Linked DNA regions of Mus musculus: region 1 is linked to region 2. Evidence: chromatin contacts called from ENCODE Hi-C or POLR2A ChIA-PET data. All regions are on one chromosome and are shown on one strand. The core of a region is the stretch at or near the end of the contact, and the rest is flanking DNA. Distances in the headings are between cores, read along the strand shown. Region 1 holds the start of Ankrd33 (ankyrin repeat domain 33). Region 2 has its middle 16 kb from the start of Fignl2.

What was found. Hi-C counts contacts between places; a loop is a spot of excess contacts on that map. ChIA-PET counts read pairs that join two places held with the same protein, here RNA polymerase II (POLR2A).
Region 1: a map of mouse embryonic stem cell shows a loop between it and region 2 (2.0-fold over the local background). The contact joins the promoter of Ankrd33 here to the enhancer-like site in region 2. A Hi-C loop is called at or near these places in 6 of 37 maps with a recorded cell type or tissue (adrenal gland, heart, mouse embryonic stem cell and 1 more). POLR2A ChIA-PET finds 5 or more read pairs at or near these places in 2 of 5 experiments (Patski and embryonic stem cell).

Annotation. Positions count from the first base shown.
Region 1 is chr15:101,112,342-101,119,784 of GRCm38, forward strand. Ankrd33 (ankyrin repeat domain 33) reads left to right here and starts at 3,403. Exons shown (of 5, transcript NM_001374225.1): 1 at 3,403-3,561; 2 at 3,774-4,007; 3 at 4,236-4,365; 4 at 4,544-4,684; 5 at 6,659-7,443. The coding sequence starts at 3,843. The coding sequence ends at 7,380.
Region 2 is chr15:101,066,831-101,074,035 of GRCm38, forward strand. It overlaps a transcript of Fignl2 not described here. Among named protein-coding and RNA genes, the nearest start is that of Fignl2, 16 kb to the left of the region's middle. Within about 2 kb of position 4,126, at least 1 of the 3 ENCODE cell types and tissues checked has a DNase peak (open chromatin) inside an H3K27ac peak, as active enhancers do; it is heart, where a contact is called at or near this core.

The sequences.
Region 1 (7,443 bases), core at 2,153-4,652, 45 kb after region 2:
ACCATTATGGCTACCAATTTGCATTCCTGCCAGCAGGGAATAAGAGCTCCTCTTTCTCACATCCTGACTAGTGTGGTGTATCCTTGCTCACTTTCTTCCTTTCTTTCTCTTACTTTTTTTTTTTGAGACACAGTTTCTCTGTGTAGCCCTGGCTGTCCCAGAACTCTCTCTGTAGAGCAGGCTGCCTCATTCTCCTGCTTCCATAACCTCTCGGTTGTGGTAGATTGAACCCTAGAGCTGTGAGACAAAATAAACTGTTCCTTAAGGTACATTCACCCCTGGAAGAATGGGAACGTTAAATGTGGTGGATGCACACACCTGTGCTCATCCACCTGCGTGGACACACCTGCGCTTATGCACCTCTGGAAGAATGGGAAAGCTAAATGTGGATGCACACACCTGTGTGCATTCACTTGTGTGCACACACCTGTGTGCATTCACTTGTGTGCACACACCTGTGTGCATTCACTTGTGTGCACACACCTGTGTGCATTCACTTGTGTGCACACACCTGTGTGCACATGCCTATGTCTATCCACCTGTGTGCACCCACCTGTGTGCATCCACCTGTGCACATGCACCTGTGTGCACACACCTGTGCTCATCCACTGGGATTCCATACAGCAGCTAGCTCTAAGGTGACTAGAGAAAAAGAAAGCTGTAGATAGGGTGTCTGTAAATGATCAGAGATGTCTGGCCTATAACGTCATAGATATTTTCTACCTACTGCATAGAATTCCACATTTGACTCTGATGGCTTGGGGTAGAGCAGCCATCTTGTGACTAAGGAACAATAAGAGAATTCCAGGCAAGGCCCTGAGACCATCAGATCAGATCCCTTAACCAAGACCAGCTTGCTGTCCCTGAAATAGTTTGCACGTGCAAAGTAAAACTCTAGTTTGCTAACCCGTGCACATCCGTTAGAGTGCAGTGGCAGACAGCAGAAATTTCGTTGGCTAGTTCAGACAGAAAGGGCTGGAAAAGCAGGCTCTAGGTCACAAACTACTGCCAGCTTTGGCAGTCACATGACCTCTGCCTGTGATTGAGAAATCACAGTCAGTACCACAGGAAGCTGGTAAACCAGGAAGCTGTTCGCAGAGCCCGCCTATCCTGCCACGGTCTGCGGGTGTCCCATAATACAAAGCTCTGCTCCAAATTTACTTACACAACATAAAGCCCAGACCCACAGCTCCAGGGCAGCTGGAAAATAAATGTTTGCTTAGCTTCCAGCTTTGGCAGCTCCGGAGAAAACTCACCAGCAGCTTTGGATGAATGCTGAGTCCAGCCCAGACGGAACCCCCTACTTTCCAGGCCAGCCCCACCCCATCAAGATACTAACTTCCAAATTGCATGTGACATCACTAGAACAGGACTTTAAAAAAACAGGTTGGGGTGGAATAAAACAAACAAACAAAAGTTCTGCAGCATAATTAGAAACTGATTAAGTTTCCAGTCAGTGGTGGCAGAGGCAGGCAGATCTCTGTGAGTTTAAGACATGTCTGGTCTACATAGTGAGACACCTCCCCCCCGACCCCCCGTATTAAAAAAAGAAAGAGAAGGAGCTGGTGAGGTGGCTCAGAGGTTGAGAGTACTGTTCTGAGTTCAATTCCCATCAACCACATGGTTTATAAGGGGGTCTGATGCCCTCTTCTGACATGGTAAGGTATGTGCAGCTGGGTACTCATACATTAAATACAATTTTAAAGAAGCCAGGCAGTGGTGGCACATGCCTGTAATCCCAGCACTTGGGAGGCAGAGGCAGGCAGATTTCTGAGTTTGAGGCCAGCCTGGTCTACAAAGTGAGTTCCAGGACAGCAGGGCTACACAGAGAAACCCTATCTCAAAAAACCAAAAAAAAAAAAAGAAAGAAAGAGGAAAACAAACAAACAAACAAACAAACACACACACAAGCCAGGTTGCATTTGATCCTAGTATTTGGGAGGTTGGGGCATGAGAATAGTGAGTTCAAGGCCATCCTAGGGTACATATTAGGTTCTGGGATATCCTGGGCTACATAAGAGTCTTTCTCAAAACAAAAGACTAATAAAACCAACAAACACAAGAAACCAGACAATAGCAATACACAAACACAAATCAACATTTTACTTTTAATGAAGTGTACATGTTCAGTGATTATTAGCACCAATGAGTAAAGAGCGGAGGAGTTGTGCAGGAACCAAACTGTGAAAGAAAAGCAAAACGATGCTGGAAAGCAGAGCCCCGCAGTGTGGAGAGTGCGACACTCTGAGCGCTAAGTCACTCAACTTATTAATCTTAAAAATGACAGTACAAAAGTACTGTTACTTTAATACATCATTTTAAAATGCCATACTTTACTTACCACCTCAGATCTAATCCATTAAAATTAATACATCATAATTTTTCTTTTAAAATTTATTTTATTTTAATAATTTAATAATTTATGTTTGCAGGCATTTTTCCAGTGCCCGTGTCTGTGCACCATGAAAGCACAGTACCAGCACAGACCAGAAGAGGGCATCAGATCCTCTGGCACTGGAGTTACAGACAGTTGTGAGCTACTCAGTGGGTGCTGGGAACTGAACCACGGTCCTTTGGAAGAGCAAGCCAGCGTTCTTAACCGCTGGGCAGTCTCTCCAGCCTCCTGGAAACTCTTCATGTTTTGATTTCTTTGGGTAAACTGTAGTGCATACCTCCCCATTCATCTTTATTTAATGCCTACACCTTCCCCATCCATAGCCCCTTCACCCAAATCTACTCCTTTGAAGTGGAAGGGATCTCTGTGTACTGACTGGTTCTGTGTGTCAACTTGACACAAGCTGGAGTTATCACAGAGAAAGGAGCCTCCCTTCAGGAAATGCCTCCATGAGATCCAGCCATAAAGCATTTTCTCAATTAGTAATCAAGGGTGGAGGGCCTGTTGTGAGTGGTGCCATCCCTGAGCTGGTAGTCTTGTGTTCTATAAGAAAGCAAGCTGAGCAAGCCAGGGGAAGCAAGCCAGTAAGTAACATCCCTCCATGGCCTCTGCATCAGCTCCTGCTTCCTGACCTGCTTGACTGGCTTCCTTGGTGATGAACAGCAGTATGGAAGTGTAAGCTGAATAAACCCTTTCCTCCCCAACTTGCTTCTTGGTCCTGATGTTTGTGCAGGAATAGAAACCCTGACTAAGACACTCAGGCTCCACAGCTGGGTGCCAAGACCTCCATAATGCTTCTCTTGCAAGGCCATATCTAAGTGCAGCTGACTTCCCACGATGAAGGGAGAAAGATCAGCCCGGAGGAATTCACTCAGCTCTGAGCCTGGAGAAGCTGCCACCATCCAAGTCTAGCAGGATCTTAGGGCAAGGATTGAGCAATGGCAGAGAGTACAGTCACCCCCCAGCCCCCCAATCCCTTCCTAACCCGCTTGACCTGGCTCAGCTCTGAGGTGTTTATGGCAGCTTTCTGCAGGCACAGCCATCTGTCACCTGCCTTGTTTCTTGGTATCAGCTACCCCACAGAAGGGCTAGTGAGCTTTTGAGGTGTGGGGGTGGACTGAGCCACAGGCTGGCCCTCTGCTGTGATGGAGACCCTAGAGTCCCAGGTAAGGTTGGGGGATGGGAAATGATAACCCCTGTCATGAGCTTCCTTGAGAACCTGACCTACATACAGTAAGATGCTTGGCTACCTGTCTTGGGTCTAGGCAGAGGTGAGACACCCTCCAGGGTAAAGGTTTGTCCTGGGGAGACGGTGCAGCTGCAGGGACTTATTCACTCAGGGTTGCAGGAGGAACTGCTCCTTGGCGTTTTGTCATAGCTGCCTGCTGAATAAAGAGGGACTCGGGCCGGCGGCAGAGGAGTCACTATTGCCCCGAGAGGACTGGACATGTCTGAGGCCCTGCCCTTCCCCAGCAACAAGACCTCAACCCCTGAATGCAATTTGAAGACACTGTACTGGGCATGTGTCCACAATGACCTTGCTGAGCTCCAAGCCAGGCTGGACGCTGGTGTGTCCCCAGAGGAGGCCTCCCAAGTGGACAGCAACGGGAGGGTGAGATGCCCCAGGGCTCACCAGAACAGTTGAGGACAGTCCAGGCTTCATACATAACATCCTGGTCTGGGTCCCCAGAGAGTCACAGAGTCATCCCCACTCTAGATGGGTGAAAACCATCTTGACAGGGGTTGGGATAGGCCCTGGGGGAAAACAGACTTAGGAGGGAAAGGAGGTCCTAAGAAGAACTTAGTGGAAAGTGGGGGTCCAAGCTGCTCTGTCCCCTAGACAGGCCTCATGGTTGCATGCTACCATGGCTTTGGTTCCATTGTGGCTCTGCTCAGCTGCTGTCCTTTCCTGGATGTGAACCAGCAAGACAAAGACGGGAACACAGCCCTCATGCTGGCTGCCCAAGCAGGTGTGAGACACAACGCCCCACCCCAGCCCACACCTACCCCACCTTCACCCCCAACTCCATCCCACCCTCACTCCCAGCCATTAGGACAGCAGCCCCAAACCTTGCACAAGAGTCTCCCAGGCCAAGCTTCAGCATTCCCTTACCTTGAGAGACTAGCTATGTGGTCCTGTCTCTGCAGGTCACATGTCTCTTGTGACTCTCCTGCTCAACTACTTTGCTGGCCTGGACCTGGAACGCAGGGACCAGCGGGGACTCACAGCTCTGATGAAGGCTGCCATTCAAGATCGCTCCGAGTGTGTAGTTGCCCTCCTTATGGCAGGTGTGCAATGGCAGGTGTGCAATGGCAGGTGTACTATGCCATATGTGCTTTGCCAGGTGTGCTATGGCAGGTGTGCAGTGGCAGGTGTTCTCTGCCAGGTGTGCGCTGGCAGGTGTGTTCTAGCAAGTATGCTCTGACATGTGTACTATGGCAGGTTGCTATGAAAAATGTGCTGTGGCAGGTGTGCTGTGGGAGGTGTGCTGTGGGAGGTGTGTAATGGCAGGTGTTGTATGGCTGCTCATGTAGGTGTGAGACACCACACTCCCACCTCATCCCACAGCAATCCCACCCTTACCCCCAACTCCACCCCATCCCCACTCCCAGCCATTAGGGCCACAGCCCCTGTGCTATGGCAGGTATACTATGGCAGGTCTGCTATGGAAGGTGTAATATGTATGGCAGGTGTGTAATAGCAGATGTGCTATGGCAGGTGTGCTATGATAAATGTGCTGTGGCAGGTGTTCTCTGGCTGGTATGTAATGGCAGGTGTGTTATGGCAGGTGTGTTATGGCAGGTGTGAAGCTGCACTTTCTCCACTACCACCCCAGCAGATACCATTTAGCTACAGCAAGAGAGGTGGAGCCGGGCAGTAGTAGTGCATGCCTTTAATCCCAGCACTTGGGAGGTAGAGGCAGGTGGATTTCTGAGTTCGAGGCCAGATTGGTCTACAGAGTGAGTTCCAGGACAGCCAGGGCTATACAGAGAAACCCTGTCTCGAAAAACCAAAAAACAAAAACAAAAACAAAGAGAGATGGGAATGGAATATGGATCGAGGCCAACTTATTGGAGGAGGCCCGTGCTACCACCCTCTCACAGTCTACTAGTGCAGTTAGCTACAGCTGTTTATGGGGGTCCCAGCAAAGAGTGTAGACATAAGATGGGGAAAGGTGTGAGGGTGTGGTGGTACCTAAAACCAGACTCTTGAGTTCTAGTCCCAGCCTTGCCTCTGCCCGAGGCCCGGGCGGAGAAAGATGGCCACAGCACTGTGAAGGTTGATGGATGGGGTATCCGTGAGGACTGATTCCAACCTTAGGCAGTATTCAGTTGCAGCTGGAGCCTTGCATGGGGAGGAGGACCACTCTCTGTGTGTGGAAGACCACTCTGTGTGTGTGGAGGACCACTCTGTGTGTGTAGAGGACCACTCTGTAGGTGGAAGACCACTCTGTGTGTGTAGAGGACCACTCTGTGTGCATGGAGGACCACTCTGTGTCTGGAGGACCACTCTGTGTGTGTGGAGGACCACTCTGTGTGTGTAGAGGACCACTCTGTAGGTGGAAGACCACTCTGTGTGTGTAGAGGACCACTCTGTGTGCATGGAGGACCACTCTGTGTGCATGGAGGACCACTCTGTGTGCATGGAGGACCACTCTGTGTCTGGAGGACCACTCTGTGTGTGTGGAGGACCACTCTGTGTGTGTGGAGGATCACTCTGTGTGTGGAGGGCCACTCTGTGTGTGTGGAGGATCACTCTGTGTGTGGAGGACCACTCTGTGTGTGAAGGACCACTCTGTGTATGGTCTTGTAGAGCCCTTCTTACTCCCTAAGGTGACTGATGGTGCCCTCTACTGGTTTCTCTGAGAAATCTCTGCCTCCACCTTTTCCCTTCCCAACCCCCGTGGGTGTTTCAGAGTGACTGTCTCTCTGGCCCCAGAGACAAGGGCATGAGAATGAAGAAACAAAATGGGAGGGGTCCAGCAACGGGGCACTGCCCCCAAGCAGCTGTGTCTTGAGCATACTATGCTCCACCCTGCTAGGGTGGCTCTGCGAGCCTGCTGGAGACCCCGTTTGCTCACTGCAAGGTTCCCCCAGTCCTGACCTTGGTAGCTTCCTGTCTCTTATACAGAAGTCTGCAGCCCTGGGCTTTCAGTCTGTGAGGTGTTTTGAATCTGGCTTAAATCAGCCCTGCTGCTGTAGAACGTGTCCTTGTACAGCCCGTGGCTCACTAACCAATCTGTCACACTGCGCCACTTGCAGGTGCTGACCTGAGCTCCGTGGATCCTGTCCGGGGCAAGACAGCCTTGGAATGGGCCGTTCTGACCGACAGCTTTGACACTGCTCAGAAGATCCGGCAGCTGCTGAGGCGGCCCCAGGCGGAGCAGCTCAGCCTGCATTACCAGCCAGAGTGGCCAGCCTTGGCTCAACTTGTGGCCCAGGCCCAGGCCCAGGCCCAGGCTCCAGCTGCCCCATCCCTCCTAGAAAGGCTACAGGCTACTCTGAGCCTCTCTTTTGCTCAGTCTCCGCAGGAAGGGGGTGTCCTGGACCACTTGGTGACTGTCACCACCAGCTTAGCCAGTCCCTTCCTGAGCACTGCCTGCCACACACTGTGCCCTGATCACCCACCCAAGCTGGGCACTAGAGGCAAATCAGTGCCAGAACTTTTAGGTACTGCCCCTCCGCCACCCCCAGAACCCCACCCTCCTCAGCAAGTCCCTGTCCCCCAGGTCTTTGCCCCCAACCAAAGCCCTCAGAGTATGTTTTCCCAGTGGCTACAGTCCAGGGACAGCACCAGGTCCCAAGTCCCTAAGATCCTCCTCTCTAAAGCACCCTCCCCTTCTGCACGGTATGAGCTGACACTCAGGCCTCAGGGGCAGCAAAGTCTGGCTCCTCCAGTCTGGAGATTCCAGGAGAGGAAGAAGAAGGAGGAAGAAACAGAACCACGAGGAGGTGGGCTGGGCCAAGCTGGAGGCAGCAAGTAAGACACATTCCCCGCCAGGGCCTCTTTCTGCTTCCCAGCTATCTCTGCCAGCGGGAACCTGCTC
Region 2 (7,205 bases), core at 2,876-5,375:
TCACTAGCTCTAACCAGGTAGAGATGCAAATATAAGACTCCCTCATCAGCCGGACCAGGTAAGGGAACAGCTTGTTCTGAGCGTAATCCTTGTTCCAGGCTAGCTAAAGATCCTTTGTCTCTGTCCAGTGGTCTGAGCAGGGTGGACATCCCCCCCAACCCCCTCCCTCAAACAGACACACACACACACACACACACACACACACACACACACACACAGCTGCTTTCACAAACCCCCTCTCATAGTCTCTGGCCAATCACAACACTGACAAATAAGTCCCACTGTCCAACAGCCCCCAGGGAGTGTATTAGCACATTGGAAAGGCTCAACCCTCCACTGACAAAGCCTGGGGCCTGGGGAAGAGCCACAGCAGGAGGGTGGGCCTTTGGGGAGCTACCCTCCCCCTCCCCCTCCCCTCCCCCTCCCTCCCCTCCCCTCCCCGGAAGAAGCTTCGGTGGGGCTCAGAGAAATTGGGGGGTGGGGGCTCAGCTCCAGCAGTGAATAAGCAATGCATAAAATCCCAATTTACACACTCACTGAACAAACAGACTGTCCGCAACCCGGGGAGGCCAGGGGGGCGCCCAAGGCCCCTCCCCACAACTCTCAGCGGTGATGAGGAGCCTGAAGCTGGATACAAGGCCTGACTACAAGGGCTCAGGGACCCGCCAGTGCCTCCTGTGACCTGGTTGCCTTGGGGGTATCTCAGCTAGGCCCCAGCAACCTTTGTCCACTCCAAGTCTGTCCTCTGGTGCCAACGGCCTGACTTCCAGACCAGAAGGCCTCTTTCTCCCGCCCCCTTTCCCAGCTGCTCCACCCAGCTCTCCCAGGACCATCTCCAGGTGCTGTCCCTACTGAGGAAGGCCCTAAGGCCTGTCCTTCCACTACCCCATCTTGCCCCCAGGACAGGGCAATACCCAGAAACACTGGGCTGTCAGGGCTATGTCTTTCCATAAACCATCTCCCTGTGGAAGCTAAGGAGAAAGTACCAGACTAGTTAGTATCCCCATGTCCTCCTCAAAGAAAGCACAAACTATTCTACTCATGCCTACGTCTGAGTGAGAGACATCATCTGGTAGAAAATAAATAAATGATGTTTTAGACAGCCACACCATTTCAGATGCCAGGCGATTAGCCAGGGACCTCAGAGGGGGGCTCACCAGAGCTGACCTGTGTGTACCTCTTGCCTTCTGGAGATGGGATAAAGGAATGGCAGAATGTGTTTCCTGGATTTAAAAAAAAAAAAAAAAAAAAAAAAGTGACTCCAGGGGCTGGGAACAGCTTAGAGGGCAGGACAGCTCAGCCCACACTGTCCTGGAGCAACAGCTGCAGTCAGTCAGGGACAGAGTTACCCCTGGGTCCCCAAGGAAGCTGCAGGAAGGAGTTAGGATAGCCCAGTGTGCTTCCTAAATACTAAAAGGACACACACACACACACACACACACACACACACCCCATCCGGAAATCCCAAGGACAGAAGGAGTGGGCAGACGTCACTACATTTTCTACACTCTCTCGGGGCCACTATAGAAGGAAGGATGTAGTATAAGCCCCATTCTACAGCAGGACATGCTCCCCCTTTCCCCTCCTTCTTGTTACCTGCTGACTCTCAGAGTCCTGACCTATACAGTTTAGACCCACCATGGACCTGAGGGAGGCAGATCGGTATTAAACAGCCAAGCAGAAGAATGGCCACGACTGGAGCTCTCTCAGGCCCTTGTAGCCCAGGGAACAACTGTGGTCTGGGGGAGAGGGATCACAGACCTCCTTCCTGCCCACGGCTTATCTGTGGAAGAATGAGCACACACATGACATTGGTCTATGAGATGAATGACAAGTCTGGATCTCCGATCTCTCCTCAGTGTGAACTGGTAGGGAGGGCAGCGTGCCTTTTCAGATCATGCTGGTGGGAGCTAGGGCTGAGCAGGCAGCAGGCAGCAGGCAGCAGGCAGCAGGCAGCAGGCAGCAGGCAGCAGGCAGCAGGCAGCAGGCAGGGACAGGGGCAGGGGCAGGTTTGAACCAGCTACCCCAGACTCTGTTCTATGCTCCAGCCTGAGAGTGCCCTAGGAAAAAAGTGCTTTCTCAGCCAGAAAAACAAAACTAAACGAAAACTAGAAAACCAAAACCCAGCAGATCTGAAGGGCAACTCCGGAGAAAGGGCCAACTTAAGAGCTGCCTGCCAACCCTGGGAGAGCATAGTCAGGTCTGTGGACCTGACAGCCCCTGAGAACACAGAGCTTCCCAGGCTAGCTCAGCCAGCCCCTGGCCCCTCCAGTCTATATCTTGGGACATCTTTTACCAGCTTCTCCTCTGTCCATATGGACCCTCAGAGCCCTCATAATGCCTTCTCTGTCACCGTGAAACTGTGCAAGCAAGATCCCCTGCTTATGTTTCAAGTCCCTACTGAGAGTCCACTGACTAAATCCAAGCCATCCCAACCTCCCCTTTTTTACTATCCCTGCGACCTCAAGAGCCAAGAACCCAGGTGACGATCTATAGGGCCAGATGGGGTGTCCAGAGACCTTGGATGCCACACAATCCCCTCCAGAGTTACCTAAGACTGTCACTACCCAGGAGCCACAGCCCATATCGTAAGGCACCTAGTTCCACGGACATTCTCTGAAACGGTCCCCTACATCTGGTGCCACATTGAGCCCTCTGCCTCTGCTCTCCAGCCCTTCAGTCTGGGCTACCAGAGAGGTCCCCCAGCACGGAGAGTACAAAGCCAGTCCAGTCAAGAAACAGATAGAATCCCTTAAAGTGGTTCCAGTTAGGAGATCAATTCTTTCTTCTGACCAGTCTCAGGCTTGTCATCTCAACTCCAAAGTCACAGCCAGTCTACCCCCTGAGCCACCTGTGCGTACTCCGCCAGGCTTCTGCCCTGAACACCTTCCTACAGTCTGCACTGAGGAACTCCCAAGCCCAAGCGTAATTTCACCTTGGCTCTGAAGCCATCCCCGGCTCCCTGCTCCACTGTCCCACCATTTAGATGCTTATTCACAGCTGCTGTCAATCATTAAACCGAGCTCCCCTCCCCGTTTGACACCCTTGGGCATGAGTCTCGCTAGACCTAGCTGTCTGACCAAGCACCCCCTGTCACTTCCCCCATGCTTGCTTCTTATCCTTTCCCTCCCCCAGGTACAGATGGTATGTGTGAGGGGATCCAAGGCCTTAGGGCTAGAGGCTGGTCTATACCGCTTTTCAATAACAATTTAAGGACAGCTGCCTTCTGGAGCTGCGGGTTCTACATCCTCAAGTTCAAACAACTACCCAGCAAAAGCATTTCAGAAAAAAAGGCTTCCAGCCTGCACTGAGCCTATCTCTGTAATTACTTTTTGGAGAGATGCTTTGGGCTTTCCTCTGGATACTCAAGGACCTGTAGTTGAACCCTAGGCTGGCCCACCTCAAACTAACTGCCCCCTGGGGGCTCAGCTCCTCCTCATTTCTGCAGAGAGAGCAGTACAGGTCTGTTTAAGGGCTGTTAGGGACCTGTGGGGAAGACGCAGGCACTGAGGAAGAAAGCTGTCAGCTGCTGTTCTGCTGAGCTGGGTCACTGCTTTCTAGCAGTCTGTCTTTGTGTGGGGCTGCACGGAAGGTTCTCCGACCTTTGGGGCTTAGTGCTGGATAGGCAGGAGGGAAGAAACCGTGAGGGGGCTTGGCCAGATTTTAAGCCATAGGCCCTTTTGGCAGCTGGGGAGTCTGTGGTCTGTTCTCAAAAATACTTTTCATTGTACAAATAAGACTGTGTTTGTCTACAAATGAAGAGTAGTGTTTGAAAACTCTCCTAACCCACGAACTTCTCAGAGGTCCTGGAACACAAGACTCAGGTCAGGGGCCCAGAGTCTCCCTCAAAACTCAGTGTTCCGCCTCCACTCAGCCAGCCCTAGGATCTAGTTGCCTTGAGTTGGTGTGGGAGGGCTCTAAGAGGCTCAAAGTCTGGTTGGTCTTTTTTTCCCTGGCCCCAAAAGTGCCCCTATTCCTGCACTTCATGGTGCTGTATGAGAGATGAGAGACACACCCTCACAGTGTCTGTCTGACCAAAGGTGAGAAAACAGGCCCAGGCAGCCCTCCTCCAAATCCCCAGGCAGGCAGCCCTCCCAGCCTCTCCTCAGCCCTGGGGTGCTGGGCTGAATCACTCAGCTATGCAGCCAGGCCGGTCCACCTGGGTGTTGAGTGGGAAGGGCTGGCCCCAAGGAGATGACTCCCATAGCTGCAGGGCCGCCTGGAGAGAGAGAGAGAGCAGGAGAAAGTGGGGGAGGTCGCTAAGCAAGGACTGAGCAGCCACGGACACCCCTCTGCTTGCTCCGGTGGGTTCTCAGCACATGACTACCCACTACTATATGCCCGGTTTTCACAAGAATCCGAGGGAGGGTGGCCCTTGTAACAGATAAGGACATTGAGGAGGTACAGTTCCCTTGTCTAAGTCAGCAGGCGGGCCAAAGGGATGCCATTCGATTTAACAGCTAACAAAATGAGGATACCACTTGACTCTTCCGTCCTAATTGGCCTCCCTCACCATTTGTAAGGCTCCCTAAAACCTCCTCCCATCCAGTCAAACTCAGAGCTCAATGCCCTCTAAAGCTGTTCCTGTGGCCAGGGCTCTGAGGACCTTTGTCCTTAATGTTAACTCCAGACAGTGGTTTGAGTCACTCTCACACTCAGAGAAAGTGACCACCACTTACCACCCCTTGACAAATAGCAAACGTTCCATGAAGTATTTCTGGCTTCGTGCAAGGTGAGCCTGAGGGAAGATTCTAGAAACCTGGAGATGCTGCGTTCCCCACCCACAGGGGCACTGGACTTCCAACACTGCCTTTCCACTGCAGCTATCCCGTCCTCTGGGAAGCTCTCTTGCAATTCCCACATGGGTGGGCACCTGCTGGATACCTAATGGGTCCCAAGCTGAACTCCCAGACTCCCTCACCCCCAGTAACCCAGATTCATGTTTCTTGGTGAGGGACTGGAGATCTAAAGCTCCGGCCTGAAGAGGGTGGGACCGTAGGAAAACAAGAGACAGAAGAGGACATGCCCACAGGACATGGTCTGTCTGCAAAGGAAGCTCTTCTAGAGAGAGAGGTCCTGGCGCTTTAAATCTGAGGCTCCTTGCTAAAACTCACACCAAAGCTGGGTCTCCTGGCCCATATTTCACTTGGGAAACCAAAGTAGGAGAATTTCTGGAAGCCTGAGGCCAGTCAGTGCTACAGTGAACCCTCTAGGCCAGCCTAGGCTACACAGTAAGACTTTAAAATAAATAAATATAAAATTAAAAATACAGAAATCGAGAGACAGAGAGAAAGAAAGAAGCAGACAGGCACCCCATCCTTAAAGGAGTGGCTGAACCATAAAGGTTCTGACCTCAAGAGTGGATTCCTGTCCGGCCAAGACATGAATCAGAAGTAGAATACCCAACTGGCAAGTACTAGGTCCCAGGTTCAAGGCCCAGCACTACTTCCCACAAAAGGATGTCTAAGCTGGTGGCTCACACCTTTAATCCCAACATTCATAAGGCAGAGGCAGGCAGATCTCAGTGAGTTCAAGGCAGCCAGGGCTATAGAGTAAGATGCTGTCTCCAAATAGCATTACCAGAACAAACAGCTATCCCTATCCAGTTCGATCTTAGGCTAATCCCCATGTGCCCTCTGCCATGCTATGACCAGTTGCAAACACCCTTGCTAGAGGCCCTATGCACTTGAACTTCTTAGCCATAAGATGTTCAAATAAACTTCCACTCGTGGAAAATCCCTAGCTTCTGGTAATTCGGAGAAGCAAAGCCATCTATGAACTGCCATAGCTCTGTGGAATGAGGCAAAAGAGGCGATTTCTCCTAGTGATGAGGGTCCCTAGAGAGCTCATCTGTCCCTAACAGACATCTACAAGTGGGGATGGAGTCACAGCATGCAGGGGCTGGGGGCACTTGGGAAGTGTACAGTAACCACTAGTTTTTCCCTCTATGACCTCAGGGAAGAAACACCTCCCAGACTCTTGAGCATCCAAGGGTCAAAAGGGACTCTGAGCTTCAGGAAGACCAGTGCTAAGTGACCTTTGTCCCAGTTCCCTGCTGATTCCCACTGACACAAACTCCCAAGGACAAGCCCCCTTCCCAGGGTTCCTGTAACGACAGTTGGCTTTCCTCCCAGCCTCTTCCCAAACCACACTGTACAGTTCTGAGTGGCCACACCCTCAGAAGTTCCCTTCTACTCAGGAAATCTTGGGACCAAACCTGTCTTTGCCTCATTGCTGGTGCCCAGCATCTCGCAAGTTCCTTGAAGGTGACATCACATAAAAACAATGGATGGGTGTTGGATGAACCACCTTTGAGCACGACCTCCAACCACATAGCAACCACTGTTCATGTTAGAGGCCTGTGTCAGGCAACACTGGAGCTGGCCTCCCCTACCTCTCACCCCTAGTGTGAGGCTGAGACTTAAGAGACCTCTAGGGGCTGGCGAGACAGTTCAGTGGGTAAGGGTGCTTGCTGCTAAGCCTGACAACCCGGAGTTCCACCCCGGAACCCCACATGGTAGGAAGAGAACCAATTCCTCCAAGTTGTCTCCCGACTTCCGCATGTGTGCAGAGACACAGACACACAACCAATCAATCAATCAATGTGAAAAATGTTTTCGAGAGAGATTAACTCTGGCTCCAAGTATGAAAACCTTGTTGATGTGGGAGAAATCTCAGAGAGCATGGCTGATGCTCTCAGGGAGCATGGCTGATGCTCTCTCGAACACGACTGAGATCCAAACAGGATGGTGGTATGTTGCTGCGTCACCACAGAAGGTAGGAATCTATCAAGGGGTCAAACGGTAAACCACGGTCTCTTCCTTGTGTCAATGACTAATCTTGTCACTGGTCTAGGTGTGCCAGGCCCTGAAGAGAACAGAAGAAGGCAGGCCTCTGTCTCCCAATTCCTGCAGGGAGCCACTCTCCTGCTGCATGATTCCTGAGCCCTGTTCTTTATCCCGATGCTGCCTGGGAGTCCAGGACTAGCCAGTATAAAGTAGGCTTGGTGGGTGTGGAGATAAAACCCAGTGCTAGAGTGCCCACCTAGCATGCACAAGGCCCCAACTCGAAGCTACAGTACTGTAATAAGTAACAGAAACAAACAGTGAGTGTGAGCTCAGCTCTTCACTGTGAACTCCTGCCCACCTCCAGCTCACAGGTGAATTCTAAAGCTGTCCACGGTTTGAAACTGAAGGCAGCACGGC